Linked DNA regions of Homo sapiens: region 1 is linked to region 2. A link is an interaction called in ENCODE POLR2A ChIA-PET data of the cell type or tissue named here. Cell type or tissue: A673. All regions are shown on one strand.

Region 1 (8,000 bases), 120 kb after region 2:
ACGAGGTCTCACTATTGTTGCCCAGGCTGGTCTTGAACTCCTGAGCTCAAGCGATTCTCCTACCTTGGCCTCCCAAAGTGCTGGGATTACAGGTGTTAGCCACCGCACCCAGCCTGCAACCTCTTAAGAGTCAGAATCACTCAGCTAAGTGACTCTTGGATTCTTCACCCAGAGTAATTGTAGAGGATAATAAATGTTTGTTTTAAGCTGCTAAGTTTTAGGGGGGTAATTTGTTATGCAACAACAGGTAATGCATAGAAACCTGTCCAATATAACTCATGGAAATTTTGTCTTGCCATTTCATCTATTGGGATGGGAAAAGATTGAAGGACTCTTAATTGTGAACAGTCAAAAGGTTGAAAATGTTATAAGAAGTTGCTTTAAAGAGCAGCTCATAAATCAATCTTTGTAGGAAAGCTGACAATTTCCAACTATGGGGTACAGAAGTTGGGCCTTGGAGTATACTAGGTAATTCATTTTCTTAAAACTGAGGACCAGACCAGGTACTCTGTACCTCCAGTAAAGATCAATGATCACAAGGGAGAGTCACACAGGAACTAATGGAAGAAAAGGAACCCAAACTCAGACTCCTGCTGCTCCCCTCTCATTACTCGTCACATGCTTAGTTTTTTAGACCATTTCTGCCAAAGTAAACAACAGTAAATAACAGCCCAACTTACCTTTACATCTGTATTTCCTACTCCTTTTATTTCAGGCACCCATGAGTCAAACCAAACAGAACCAACCACCAGTCAAGAAAATTACGCCTTCTTAAAAACTAATCTATACCTCCTACCACACACACAATGTGATTTTTCATACAAATCACATTGTATTACACTTCAAACATCTCACTTGAGTTCTAATTATGAAGGCAGGGTCATGTTTTATGTTTTTGTGTACCTGAGGCTTAACACAGCACCTCTAGGCATATTTCAGTAAATACAGCTGGTATACGTCGTGCCATTTGACTTCTGTATTTTAGTTCCTTCTGCTTTATCATCTTAGAACACACCCTTCTCATATACCTCTGTATCTAAAATCCTGGCTTACTTCAAGTATCATCCCAAAGAAATATTCTAATTTCTACTACCACCTACCCCCATTGTCATCCTACCTCATATAAAACAGAAGTAATCCCTACCTCATCTGAACCCCCACAGAATCTAGATCTCCTACATTAAATCTTAGTTGAATGAATTAAGAGATTGAGTTCAGGACTCGTCTCCTGGAAGTCTTCCTTGAATCTGCCCTCCTTTGCTCTATCCCAACATGCACTACAATGTATTAAATCATTTGTGTGCATGCTCCACCAGCATACCCTTCCTTCTCTGATGGCACCTAGAAAGGATCAACATGCTTTCAGGACACTATCAAAAACAGTGTTACCACACTGACAGTATGGCCATTCTCATCTTAGAAATGCCTCTTTCAACTAAAAATGAATATTCTTTCTTTTTTAGATAGCAGATATATCAATTTACATGAAGAGTTCGAAGGCTAGAACAATAAGCCCAGGTACATTAAGACTAATGGTAGAAAATCGGAGGTACCAAGGCCCTATGAAAACCAAAACCACCCCACCTTCTTTGCTGCTGGCCAGATTTTGGCAGCTGAACTCAGTTAAAGTTCATGTTCCTGTTTTCTTGATAGATGTCAAAATGTAATCTAGAGCCTGCTATTCAGTATCACCTGGATGCTTGTCAGGAATGCACTCTCAAATGGTCCAGCCACCTTAGAAAATAGTTTCCCGGTTCTTTAAAATGTTAGTTACCATATGACCCAATAATTCCACTCCTAGGTATATTCCCAACAGAAATGAAAACATACTTTCACACAAAATCTTGTACATAAATGTTCATAGCTGTATTATTCATAATAGCCAAAAAATGGAAACTGATGCAGGGACACAGAAAACGTGCTATAGCCATACAATGGAGTATTATTCAGCCACAAAAAGGAATGAAGTACTGATACATGCTACAACATCGATGAACCTTGAACACTAAGTGAAAGACGCCAGGTACAGAAGTCTATAAAACGTTATGAAATGTCCAGAAGATATAAATTAAGGCAGAAAGTGGATTAACAGTTGCCAGATGCTGGTGGAGGGGAAAAGGGTGGAAGGGAGAGGGGGATGGGGAGTGATAGGTACAAGGTTTCTTTTTCAGCACGGTGAAAATGTCCTGAAATTAGAATGGTGATAGTGGAACAACTCTACATGCTAAAAAACAGTTAATTGGACAGTTTTAAAGAGTGAATTTTATGGTATGTGAAATATATTTCAAACTACTTTTAAAAAAAGAGAAAATAAATTCAAATTCTCCAGGTTGACCCCAGACCTACTAAATCAAAATCTGCATTTTAACAAGATCCCTGGTGATTCCCATACACACTGAAGTTTGAGAAACAGTGATTTAAAAGATACATGGTCAAAATTGTTCCTCTGGTTAATCTCATTCACAGAATAGTTAACTTGATTTCACTAGGGTGAATTTTTTCTGCCACAATTGCTTGCTATACAATTAAATGCTCATATTGATTCTACAACTTCTGGTTTTTCCCTCAAAAATTTGCAAAGTTTTAGTACTGGTTGGAACCTGCACCGAACTAGGAGCAAAGCCTTGGCACTTTTTCTTTTTTCTATTGAGACAGGGTCTCGCTTTGTCGCCCAGGCTGGAGTGCAGTGGCTTGTTCTCAGCTCACTGCAGCGTTGACCTCCCAGGATCAAGTGACCCTCCCACCTCTCAGCCTCCCAAGTAGCTGGGGTGAGAGGTGCACAACATCAGGCCCAGTTAACTTTCTGTCTTTTTAGTAGAGATGGGGTTTTGCCACGTTGACCAGGCTGGTCTCGAACTCCTTAGCTCAAGCAATCCTCCTGCCTGAGGCCTCCCAAAGTGCTAGGATTATAGGTGTGTGCCACCACATCCGGCACACATGTATTTTTTAATCCTCAACAGTACTGGGTATATAGAAGATGCTGTCACTTTAATTAAACCACCAGTTTTGAAGGGAGTGGCAATAACATACGTAAAGTGAACAAAGAAGGTAGAGAATCTAATGGGAAATAAGACAAAAAAAACTCACTCACTTCAGAAAAGTTTATTAAAGGTAAAATCAGATTTACAGAGTATAAAACAATAAGGGATAGAGGTGAAGAGGTTTCAAACAAACTATGAGTACAATAGAAAGTAAATTACCTACCTGGGGTTCTCACAGCACTTTTTCTTTACTTCTGCACAAAGCCTAATGTGTTTTTTAAAAAATCCTTGGAAAAGTCTCAGCAGTCATATATTCTCATGATTTAGCAGTTAAACAAAATGTCCACAATCCACAAAGAAAGAGGGGTGGACCTAAGTGACAGGGTACTAAACATATATACTATGATAAGCTCTGCTTCCTCTGTTCCAGTTCTTTAAATTTTGTGTCTGTGTTTTTTGGGGAAACGGTTATCATGCAAAATGACTGTCTTGGAAGCAGGAGTTGAGGAAAGGAAATTCTGGGCTCTCTAAAAAGCCTTCTTGCCTCCTTGGTGCAGTAAGCAGCATGTCTTGTAAAAAGCCTAACTTCTACCAGACTTATAACCATATTATGCAATTGGTACTTTTTTAACTAAGCAAATTTTATAAAGAATTTGAAACGTTTTGTGGGTACTTATAGCCAGGTACTGCACATAAATATCACACTCAAATTAAGAGTGCAGGCTCTGCAATCAGCCTGTATGGGTTCAAATATTGATCCCAGATCACAGTTATGCAAACTTAGGCCAAGTTACTTAATTTTTCTGCCTTCCTTTAACAATAAGCTTTAGTATTAGTACATACCTCAGAGAACAGTTATGAGAATTAAAAAAATATACGTAGTTTAAAACAGTACCTGGCACACACGAGTATTTAGTGTAGATGCACACAGAGCTTCTTTCATATAGAATGTGTCATATTCAGATTTACACACTAGTTATTAGTGTTAATGGGAAAATGGAATTAGCCTCATTTTATTAGATTTTGATTCCCTAAACTACAATTCTATCTGTATCATGTCAATAAAAATGAACTCCTTGAGCACATGAACTATATGCTAGTCTACCTTTGTATACTCCAGGATGGCGGAATGTGTCTTTTTACCACATGAGGTGATGCCATTAGTATATTCCAGGGCCTGGCACGACATCTATTACATGGGTGTGTAATAAATGTGGAATAATTTATTTCTGGTAATTTATGGATTATCTACAAAACCAATATAAGTGGATGTTATTAGAGACCTTTAAAAACCTATAATTTTACTCATATTTGCTGCAAATAAGAGTAATGCAAATGTAATGCTGAATGGAACTTTTGAGGCATTAAAGATTTTTTTCCTATATAGTGAGGAATAAAACTAAGACTTGATTGAAATAACTTTTTTAAAAAAAAGGATTTGAGCACAACAGGACAACAAAAATTGGCCCTTTGTACACTTCGGTGCAATTTCTGTCTTAGCTGCTGAGAAGCAGAGGAAAAGCACCACCTTGCTCAGAAACTACCTTCTCCACAATACTGAGAAACACACCAAACAGGGGCAAGGCTTTTTGAAGCTAGGAATAAAGAAGCTGCCCATCTTTACTAATAGGAAACAACGGGTTTTAAGGTACCCAGTAAGAGTCTTTCTTCAAAACAGACATCTCACTTACCTTTTCAGTATACTTCCTAAAAACATTAAAGACAGATGTAAGGCTTAGCTGGTAATTTCCATGAACTCAGTCTTTTCCTCTGACTGTGGTGGAGCAGACACGATTAAGCAGGTTTGGAAATGCTAGAAATGAATTCCTACTTCCCCTTGTATTCTTCAGATCTCATTTTCCCCCAAATTTCTGCAGTGGTTGGCTTCCATTTCAGCATCAGTCACGAAATCTTGAAGGTCAGACACAGTAAACAGGGAAGGACATAAAATTAAGTGATTTGGGCGTAGTTTTGAGTCTCACAACTTTAACAGGGATGAGTCATACATTAAAGTATGTCGAAATAAATTACAAGTTCTGTTCCTTAACGAAAATCAACTCTTAGTCAAGCTAAAGGTATTAGTTTGCTATAGTCTGAAATTCTGTATGTTCCTTTAATAAATGTTGAGGGGAAAAAAGATGTAATTCCCATGAAGACCAAACACAAGTTGATCAATTCAGTGTGAGTCTTTGTCCTTGATTTATTTTGCAGTACAAATGTGTAAAGGAAAAAACAAAGGGAATAAAAAATACTAGCAGATTGTTCTAAGTGATTTTCCAATTTGCCAATCAAATTTGAAGTATTTTATTTACCTACCAATTAAGTCAGAAAAAAGGAAGTGAATGTTAAATGATTATTAGTAGTATAAGCTTTAAGTTTAAAAGATAAGGGTTATTTAATTCAACTGTTTTCTTGGTTATAGGAAATTAGCATTCAAATTAACTTCATTAAGATAGGAGAAAAAATACTGAATAATTCATCTGGATGGAGTTAGCCAGGAAATGTCTTTATATTTTGCAAAATTATAAATTGAAACCAAAATCTGATATACTTCTAGGTTAGCAAACAAAATTCTTTTTATTTGCTTCCTATAAATCATTAAACAGGTTTGCTGTACTCACTCAGTGACACTTCAACTCCCTTTGAAACCCAAGTGACAGAACTAGGTCACTACTTTGGGAATGGAATTGTGAGTAGCTAGATCAGAGAAACACTGAGACTGACAAAACTTGCTTTTTTGGAAAATGGAAGAAAAAGTCATCAGTATGCCATAAGAGTTAGAGCATTCTGACCATAAAATCAGGCAGTTATCCTTGCTGACTGGTCCTGGATTCCAAATGACACATTCCTTCTCAATGTATTCAATCCATCAGCAGCTCAGAAGCAATCCACACTGGAGACCATTTAAAAACGTGCATTTTGCAATAACCATTATCTATCTTAGCAGCTAGAAAGGCAAAACAAAAGTTAGCATATCAAACTATCTTTAGGGGCTAGAGCAGAATATGAATTCATTAACGATAAATATAATTACTAGAAACAATGAAAACTGATCCAGAGGAATTTTAAGAAAACAAAAAAACCCTCAAAATGTCTATTATGCCAAGTACGGTCAAAGTATTCAAGCATCCTCCTCCCTCTCCACAACTTCTATTTTTTTCTCTCTTCTTTTTTCTTAAGGGGTGGGAGTCTTGCTATGTTGCCCAGGCTGGAGTGCAGTGGCTATTCACAAGTACAGTCATTGTGCACTACAGCCTTGAAGGCCTGGGCTCAAGCCTCAGCCTCCCAACTAGCTGAGACTAGAGGCACATACCACCGTCCCTGACTTACAACTTCTATTTTCAGGTTAGATTCCAGAAGTGTAAGAAGTATAAAATATCATGGATGATATTTAGTATTCACTAAACTGGAAGGAGAGCCAATGAATTTACTTATACTGCCCAATTAAATAATCAACATTGAACTCATCTTCAATCCCAGAAAAATCCATGAATGAAAACTGGACATAGCAACAATTGCTACTGATGCCAGACTGAAATAGCAAAGGGCAAGAGGAATTCATGCTACCTACTCTTCACTTTATAAAGAAAAATAAAGAAAAAATAAATTTAAAAAAGAAAAGGAATTTCATTTTTTCTGAGGAAAAAAACTGAGAAATTAAGTAAGACAGAGTTTGCAAATATATGAATGCTGGGCTCAATGTTTCTTAGTTTGCAGTTAAAAAGAAACATTCACAAGGAAAACAAATGTACATGTAAGTCACTTTCAAAGCAAAAAGATACTGCTTGGCCGGGGATGGTGGCTCACGCCTGTAGACTCAGCTACTTGGGAGGCTGAGGCAGGAGACTCGCTTGAACCCGGGAGGCAGAGGTTGCAGTGAGCCAAAGTCACACCACTGCACTCCAGCCTGGAGGACTGAGACTCAGTCTCAAAACAAACCAAACAAATAAAAAAACCAAAGCAAAAAGACACTGCTCAAAGCTAATCCATGGGCAGTACCTGCATTAAAACTGTTATCTGCAAATAAGGCAAAAATAAATACTGTTTGTTGCAGAGTGGAAATGCATCCTAGATTGGATTAAGCTAAGAGGCTTGAGAGGTGGCAACCACGGACTTCTGCTCTTAGACATCCTGGTTTGTAATATTTTGTTGTTCTGACAGCCAACTTGATCATTCTTCCTTGCATTATAAATTTTCACAGTAAATCTTACCTTCGGGGTCAGTGGTAACACCTATAATACTTGTTTGTATTTAAAATCCTCTAATATCCAATACATTTAATCACAGCCTCACTGACATCTCAATTGCCCTTGAGACTCAAAACAGAGGGGGAACTTCTGAGAAATGTAATTATTATACCTCTGTGCTTAGGTTGAAGACAACTTCATGATCTGGAGAATTAATTACTTTTTGTTTCTCTTCATGCCTGGTTTATAAGAAACTGAACATTGGACATGAGAAAAAGTAGAGGTCCTATCACTTTACAGGTGTTTTTATCATTCATTTGAAGTCTATTCCAAAGACATCAGTTATCCCACATATAAAGGTGCATATAAACTCTCACTTCAAAGTTAAACTACTCTGAGCTATTCATATTTGCATTCTTCTCTAATGGTGTAAATAATCAAGAACCAGAGAAGTTACGCCTTCATCGTAACAGCCATATTTCTCTGGCCTATATAGCAAATCCAGTTACATTTTAAAGTGTGTGCGTGGTTCTTTAAAACATTAATTTCAAACACATGAATAACATTATTGTTTTATTTAACCCAATATTCAGTGATCCCTGACTGGGTTGGGCTCAGTAACATGTCTTTCAAAAACAAAAAAAATACTAGACTCATATATATTTTTTGAGTAAAGCTGCTGGCTTTGTCTCCATACTTCCACTCTGTTCTCTTGACTCAGTTCTCAATTCAGGGCCAAAGTCAAGAGCAAAACTGAACCTGTAGGCTAGTCCTTGGTAAAAGTAAGGCAAAATGGCAACTGACTTGGCAATCTCTCCCAATTTGGGGATGC
Region 2 (8,000 bases):
TTTCCTTTATTTTCCTTTTCTCTCCCTCTAAGTTACCTTATTATTTCCGTATTAATTCTCCCTGCTCCATTAACTGTCCTCCCATCTATTTTTCCATCACATGTCTTTAAGATTCTGGTAGTCACTTTAAAACTGCCCTAGGATCTAGTCTCAAAACAAAATTCTAACATAATGATAAGTCCTCAAGTTCCTACAGAAAATATTTTCGCATATGTTGGAAAATGTCTAATTTTATCAAATTACACTAAGAATATATCATATTATACTCCATTACAGCTGTGGCAAGAAGCATAAAAACTGGTATTCCTGATTTAAATCTACCAGGGACCATTACTTTGTTTACACACCCTAACTACATTTTCTAAATATCTCTATAAGAATCTTCTATATTTAACTAGTTTCTGTATACTTCTGTAAAGTCTTCCATTTAATGAATCTTTAAGTCCATCAAGATCTAAAAATGGCTTTCTTTCAATCCTAGGAAACATAAGACAATGTTGACCTCATTTACTTACAGGGCAGTACACAGTTCATAAAATCATTATGTGTTAAAACAATGTAATGTTCAAGAGTAAACTCAAGGTCAAATCCTAGCTTGGCACTGACCTTGGGTCAAACCGATCTCACATCTTAGGGACTTAGTTTTTTCCTCTGCAAAATGAGGATAATAATAGTTATCCTCATTAATATCTACCCTAATGGGTTGCTGAAAAGAGATTAAATAAACACATAAAAGGTACTTAAGTACTGTAGCTGTCATATAGAAGTCAGCAACTGGTTTCATCATTAGTCCTCAATGACTAAGAATTCTTCAAAATATCTGAATTATAAACTTAAATGGGCCAGGCGTGGTGGCGGGTGCCTGTAATCCCAGCTACTCGGAAGGCTGAGATGAGGGAATCACTTGAACCCGAGAGCCAAGATCGTGCCATTGCACTCACTCCAGCCTGGGCAACAAGAGTGAAACTCCATCTAAAAAAAAATTAACACTTAAATGAGCTGCTCATTCACTGGTGAATCACTAAAATGGCCTAAATCAGATAAATACCCGCAGATAATTGGGAAAACAGCACATTTTTGATAAAGCTGTTCCAGGACTTAACCAAAAATTAACTTTATCTCAACAGTTAACGTTACCAGTTAACTTGAAACTAGATAAAAACAGAGATTTATGTTTAGAAACAGAAAAATGCTGTCAGACCAAGGTAAATGATACCATTTTTCTATTTGAGTTCTTCAGCATCTGTAGAAAGCCTATGCAAATAAAGCCGGCCAGGCACGGTAGCTCACACCTGTAATCCCAGCACTTTGGGAGGCCAAGGCAGGTGAATCACTTGAGGTCGTAGTTCGAGACCAGCCTGGCCAACATGGTGAAACCCTGTCTCTACTAAAAATACAAAAATTAGCCAGGCATGGTGGCATGAGCCTGTAATCCCAGCTACTGGGGAGGCTGAGGCAGGAGAATCGCTTGAACCCAGGAGGCAGAAGTTGCAGTGAGCCGAGATCATGCCACTGCACTCCAGCCTGGGCAACAGAGCGAGACTGTCTCAAAAAATAAAAACAAAAAATAAAGCATTGGAAAGTGGGCCAGAAAAATACATTTCACCCTTTAATTATACTTCAGTTCGAATCTGTTCCTACACAGATTTGCCTGTCAGCAGACTAAACATGTTCCTTTCTTAGACAAAATTTAACAATATTAATTTATTAACGTTATAAATAAAATCACAGTGACATTAATACAACCTAATGTTTTCATTAAGAGAATTCCAATTTAATTGTAATATGGGTCATATTCATACCATGATTTGTTTTATAGAGGTTTCAGCACTGAAAACAAGTGCTGTTATTCAATGGCGCCATCTTGGGAGGTAAGACCTTCCAAGGATTGGGATGACTGGGCGCATCTTCCAATCATGTGGCCAAGACTCAAAACTTTTTTGACGTGCCATTTATAGGATTCTCAAAGACAAACCTCACACACACACAAAATGCTAGTCTCCACCTTTTAGAATAACATTTCATTTGTGGCCAAAAACAATGCTGACCACTCACTTCCTTCACCAGACTTTCCTATCTCCAAAAGTTAAATATAAGCACCTGCACAATGATGACTTACCAGAATTAAGAACACGTAATATGCTCTAAAGACAAATTCAAAAGAAATATACCAAATATTTCAGAATTTGGAAATGTCACTAAAATAAATACATAACTTTCCAAGGCAGGGAGCAGTGGCTCACGCCTGTAATCCCAACATTTTGGAAGGCCAAGGTATGAGGATCACTGAGCCCAGGAGTTGCAGACCAGCCTGGCAACATGCCAAAATCCCATTTCTAACAAAAGATACAAGAATTAGTAGATGTGGTAGTGCGTGCCTATAGTCCTAGCTACTAGGGAGGCTAAAGTGAGAGGACTGCTAGGGCCCGGGAGTTCAAGGCTGCAGTGAGCTGTGATCATGCCACTGGAGTCCAGCCTGGGTAACAGAGTGAGACCCTGTCTCAATAAAAAAAAAATAACTTCCCATTTGGAGAGTTCTGATGTTTGTTTTTAAAAAGCCGTCCTAGGCCAGGCACAGTGGTGCCTACCTATAATCCCAGCACCTTGGAAGGCTGAGGCAGGAGGATCGTTTGAGGCCAGGAATTCAAGATCAGCCTGGGTAACATATCAAGACCTGTCTCGCCAGGCACGGTGGCTCATGCCTATAATACCAGCACTTTGGGAAGCCAAGGCAGGCAGATCACCTGAGGTCAGGAGTTCAAGACCAGCCTGGACAACACAGTGAAACCTCATCTCTACTAAAAATACAAAAATTAGCCCAGCGTGGTGGTGGGTGCCTGTAATCCCAGATACTCAGGAGGCTGAGGCAGAAGAATAGCTTGAACCCAGGAGGCGGAGGTTGCAGTGAGCCAAGATCGCGCCACTGCACTCCAGCATGAGCCATAGAGGGAGACTCCATCTCAAAACAAAACAAAACAAAACAAAACAAAAATAATACATAAATCTTGCCCCTACCAAAAAAAAAAAAATTTAATTAGCCAGGCATGGTGGCATGCACTAGTAGCCCTAGCTACTCAGGAGGCTGAGGCAGGAGGATCGCTTGAGCCCAGGAGTTCAAAGTTGTAGTGAGCTATTATTGAGCCACCGCACTCCAGCCTGGGCAACAGAATGAGAACCTGTCTCTTTAAAAAAAAAGGCAGTCATAATACCTTACAGTTGCCCCAGAGATGACTATGAAACTACATAGTAACAAAATTGGAAATGTGAAATATCATACCAGATCTGTGTAAAAGCAGTCAAATGATACTGAAAAGTAATGAAAAACAACTGAAATTGTCTAATTTAAACATTTAAACTCATACTTCCATTATATTTGCTTCCAGAGTGCCCCTGAAGGCACAGTATTTAATATGGTTATTTATATCCACTCATCTTTTTATACTCGGTTCACCTTGGTTTGAATAAACTGCGATTTTCCAAAATAAAGACTTTCCATATTGTTTGTTGTTCTGTGAAATTTTTCTTGTAAAAGATGGGTTAGGCTAGGCGCAGTGGCTCACGCCTGTAATCCCAGCACTTTGGAAGGCCAAGGCAGGCAGATCACGCGGTCAGGAGTTCGAGACCAGCCTGGCCAACATGGCAAAACCCTGCCTACTAAAAATACAAAAATTAGCCAGGCATGGTGGCAGGCGCCTGTAATCCCAGCCACTTGAGAGGCTGAGGCAGGAGAATCACTTGAACCTGGGAGATGGAGGTTGCAGTGAGCCGAGATCGTGCCATTGCACCCTGACCTGAGTGGCAAGAGCAAGACTCTGTCTCAAAAAAAAAAAAAAAAAAAAAAAAAAAAAAGGGTTGGGTCCAGGCATGGTGGCTCATGCGTTTAATCCCAGCACTTTGGGAGGCGGAGGTGGGCAGATTACCTGAGGCCAGGAGTTCAAGACTAGCCTGGCCAACATGGTGAAACACCGTCTCTACTAAAAATACAAAAATTCACCAGCTGTGGTGGCAGGTGCCTGTAATCCCAGCTATTCAGGGGGCTGAGGCAGGAGAAGCCCTTGAACCCGGGAGACAGAGGTTGCAGTGAGCTGACAGAGCAAGACTCCATCTCAAAAAAAAAAAAAAAAAGAGATGGGTTGGGGGTAAGAGAAGAAGTAATCTCAGTTTAGCTTATCACATTCTGTTCTAATCATTTTGACTACAGTTTACCAGAGACTTCAAAATTTGATTACTGGCCAGGCACGGTGGCTCAGGTCTGTAACCCCAGCACTTTGGGAGGCTGAGGAGGGCGGATCACGAGGTCAGGAGATTGAGACCATCCTGGCTAACATGGTGAAACCCCATCTCTACTAAAAATACAAAAAAATTAGCCAGGCGTGGTGGCGGGCACCTGTAGTCCCAGCTACTCGGGAGGCTGAGGCAGGAGAATGGCGTGAACCCGGGAGGCAGAGCTTGCAGTGAGCCGAGATCACACCACTGCACTCCAGCCTGGGCTACAGAGCGAGACTCTGTCTCAAAAAAAAAAATTTGATTACTGCTCCCCTCCCAAAGATAAAAATCTAGCATAGAATTAATTCATGCCAAAGATGTCACTAACTGGCATTCTTTTAAAAAACCTCAGTATCTGACCCTCAACAGCTTGTGACACTGGATATCTAGCTTCTGTGTGTACCAGTTCCTCATCTGTAAAATGGGGTTAAAATAATAAACTATATACTTACTTCATGGGTGTGGTGAAGAATACATGAGATTATGAGCTTGAAACATGATAGGTACTCAATAAATATTTGTTGAGTGAATGAGTAAATAAACTAATGTATGAAAAATGCTTAGGATAGTGCCTGTCACATAGCCAATGGCTAATAATATCAGTATCACGCCAGACGCGGTGGCTCATGCCTGTAATCCCAACACTTTGGGAAGCCAAGGCAGGCGGATTACTTGAGGTCAGGAGTTCGAGACCAGCCTGGCCAACATGGTGAAACCCCTGTCTCTACTAAAAATACAAAAATGAGCTGGGCATGGTGGCATGCGCCTGTAGTTCCAGCTACTCGGGAGGCTGAGACAGAAGAATCGCTTGAACCCAAGAGGTGGAGGTTGCAGTGAGCCAAGATCACGCCACTGCACTCCAGCATGGGCAACAAGGGTAAAATTCCGTCTCAAAAAACAAAAACAAAAACAAACCAATTACTACATTACCCTGTAATATTCTGATGTAGTTTCATCAGAAAAGCCAAAATAATCACTGATTTAAAATACACAGTAGGTACCTCCTAAAAACTAATTTAAATTTACCACTTAATTTGAAATATGTACTGAGTTAAATCAACTAAGTTGCTACTAATTTAAATTTGCATTTAAATTGGCTTATAGAACATTCTTCTGCCTTTAACACAAGAGGAAGAGTAACTACTGAGAGAGCTTACCCATCAGACAAAGCAGCTTTAAGCAGATTTAATTGGCTCAAGATTTGCTTTGTTGACATCAAAATAAAATGTTAGTCAACAGAAAATTCAAATAAAGTACTACCTAGTGTCTTGTTTCTGTTAGTAATTCCAATCTGAGAACATTAAACAAGCACTGATAAAGCATTTTTTCTAAGAAGGAACTCTGCATAGTTAATTCTACACCAGTGACAAGTTCCAAAGGAGAATCTGCTTTGTGGCATTAGGACTGGACTCCTGTACTTTCACACCCTAATAGTCTCTATATCGCCGGAAGCAGTTGGTGCACTCCCGGCCTTTAGATTAGAGAAAATACTAAGCAGGATTCTAATAAAAAGAATCCAAGTTAATAAGCTTAAGAAATTAAAATTGCTACCTATACATAAATATCATTGGTCATCAAAAACTCTACTAAAGACCTACTATGTGCCAGTGAAAATAACTGAGGAGGGCATTAGCTAAAACAGCTTCTGATCGAGAAGCTTCCAGTCAAATTAGCTAATTAAGATATTAATAGAAGCTGGTCAAGTTAACCAAAAATATGAGGGGTACTGGCATAACAAGCTACAAGATTTCTGAGAAAATAAGAAGCTTTTGATACAACTAGGTAAAATAAGATATGTGATAGTGTGATTTTCCATGAACACAAGGTGGTACTGGCAATAAATGCTATAAAATTTTAGAGAAGAAAGATTAACTGTTGCAAAACCATGATAGACTTCAAAGAGGGAGAACTGAGCTCAGTCTTGAGGGGTGGAAAAGATTTAAATAGTTAAACAGCATAAGAGGAAAGGACAAAAGATAATGGGACCAAAGGTGCTGAATTGGGAATATGGCCATTAAATATTTATTAAATACCTACTCTATGTCAGTCACTGTGTTAGGCACTAGAGATACACTGGAGAACAAAACAGATGAGTTCTCTGCTTTCATGGAATCTAGCAGGGAAGACATAATAATCATGCACGCAGATATATAATCATAAATTGCAATAGGTGCTATGAAAGGAGGCAACAGAAGCCAGTAATAGGGAATAATGGGAAAGGACTAGCAAGACACGATGATGAGAAAAAGTATCCCTGATATTTATACATAAGCTCAGGCATGAAGGCAGCCATGCAAAGAGCAGGGAAAAGAAGTGTTCGAGGAAGACAGAGCCATGCATACAAAGGCCCTGAGGTAGGAAACAGCTCACTGAGTTTAAAAATAAATAAGGCCAGTGGCTCATGCCTGTAATCTCAGCTACTCTGGAGGCCAAAGGACAGCTTGAGGCCAGGAGTTTGAGACCAGCCTGAGCAATATTGTAAGACCCCATCTCTAAAAATTAAATAAAATAAGAATAAAAATAAGAAGTTAGCGTAACAGAGGCATAATGGGCAATGAGATTGGCATAAAATGCCAATTGCCTACCCGAAAAGTAGCCAGGAGACGGGCTATACAGGGCATTATAGGTCAAAATAAAGAACTGAAATGGCCAGGCACAGTGGCTCACGCCTGTAATCCCAGCACCTTGGGAGGCTGAGGTGAGTGGATCAAGAGGTCAGGAGTTCATGGCCAGCCTGGCCAACATAACATGGTGAAACTCCGTCTCTACTAAAAACACGAAAATTAGCCAGGCGTGGTGGTAGGCACCTTTAATCCCAGCTACTTGGGAGGCTGAGGCGGAGAACGGCTTGAACCCAGGAGGTGGAGGTTGCAGTGAGCTGAGATCGCGCCACTGCACTCCAGCCTGGGCGACAGAACGAGACTGTCTCAAAAAAAAAAAAAAAAAAAAAAAAAAGCTGAAATTTGAATTTTATTCCAAATCTAAAAACCACTAAAAATTTTTGCACGGTCACATTAGTGTTAAATAAAAGGAGCCAGACCACAAACAATATATACTATATGATTCAATTTTTACAAAAGTACAAAAAAAGAGCAAAATAATCTATGCTGTCAGAAGTCAGGATGGTGATTACCCTGGGTGGTAGAGGGGAGACAGGAACTGAAAGGGAACTGGATAGGGGCTTCTAGGTACTGGTAACGCTGTTTCTTGATCTAGATCTAGGTGCTGCTTACATGGGTATATTCAGTTTGTGGGAAAAAAACATCAAATTCCACTTTTACATGCATTTTTCTGTATATGTATTATATACTTCAATCATAAAGTTTTTAATAACGTAATATACTTTTATTTTTTTTTTTTTTGAGACGGAGTCTCGCTCTGTTGCCCAGGCTGGAGTGCAGTGGCGTGATCTCGGCTCACTGCAAGCTCTGCCTCCTGGGTTCTCGCCATTCTCCTGCCTCAGCCTCCCGAGTAGCTGGGACTACAGGTGCCTGCCACCATGCCTGGCTAATTTTTTGTATTTTTAGTAGCCACGGGGTTTCACCATGTTAGCCCAGCCCATAATACATTTTTAAAATACTATTTTGTCCAGATAAAAACAGGAATAGAGTGCTCACTTCCACAACACAAATACTAAAATTGGAATGGTACAGGGAAGATTAGTATGTGCCCTGCACAAGGATGACATGCTAATTCATAAAGCAGTCCATATTTTTAAATTTTTTTGTAAAAAT

What was found. ChIA-PET counts read pairs that join two places held together with the same protein. Peaks named below come from ENCODE experiments on the same cell type or tissue, not always from the same donor. Only the 100,000 strongest peaks of a DNase experiment are listed, where the experiment ranks them.
Region 1: POLR2A ChIA-PET joins it to region 2 with 16 read pairs; 4 of 35 experiments call an interaction of 5 or more read pairs at or near these places.

The regions. Positions count from the first base shown.
Region 1 is chr1:23,278,222-23,286,221 of GRCh38, forward strand. It overlaps LINC01355 (long intergenic non-protein coding RNA 1355), which reads right to left and starts at 7,297. Exons shown (of 2, transcript NR_110616.1): 1 at 6,889-7,297; 2 at 3,088-6,189. In A673, no CTCF peak of the experiment used is centred here; a DNase peak (open chromatin) is centred at 4,930; H3K27ac peaks cover 507 bases.
Region 2 is chr1:23,154,829-23,162,828 of GRCh38, forward strand. The region is part of intron 1 of LUZP1 (leucine zipper protein 1); the gene reads right to left. It also overlaps the pseudogene RNU6-514P. Among named protein-coding and RNA genes, the nearest start is that of LUZP1, 10 kb to the right of the region's middle. In A673, no CTCF peak of the experiment used is centred here; no DNase peak of the experiment used is centred here.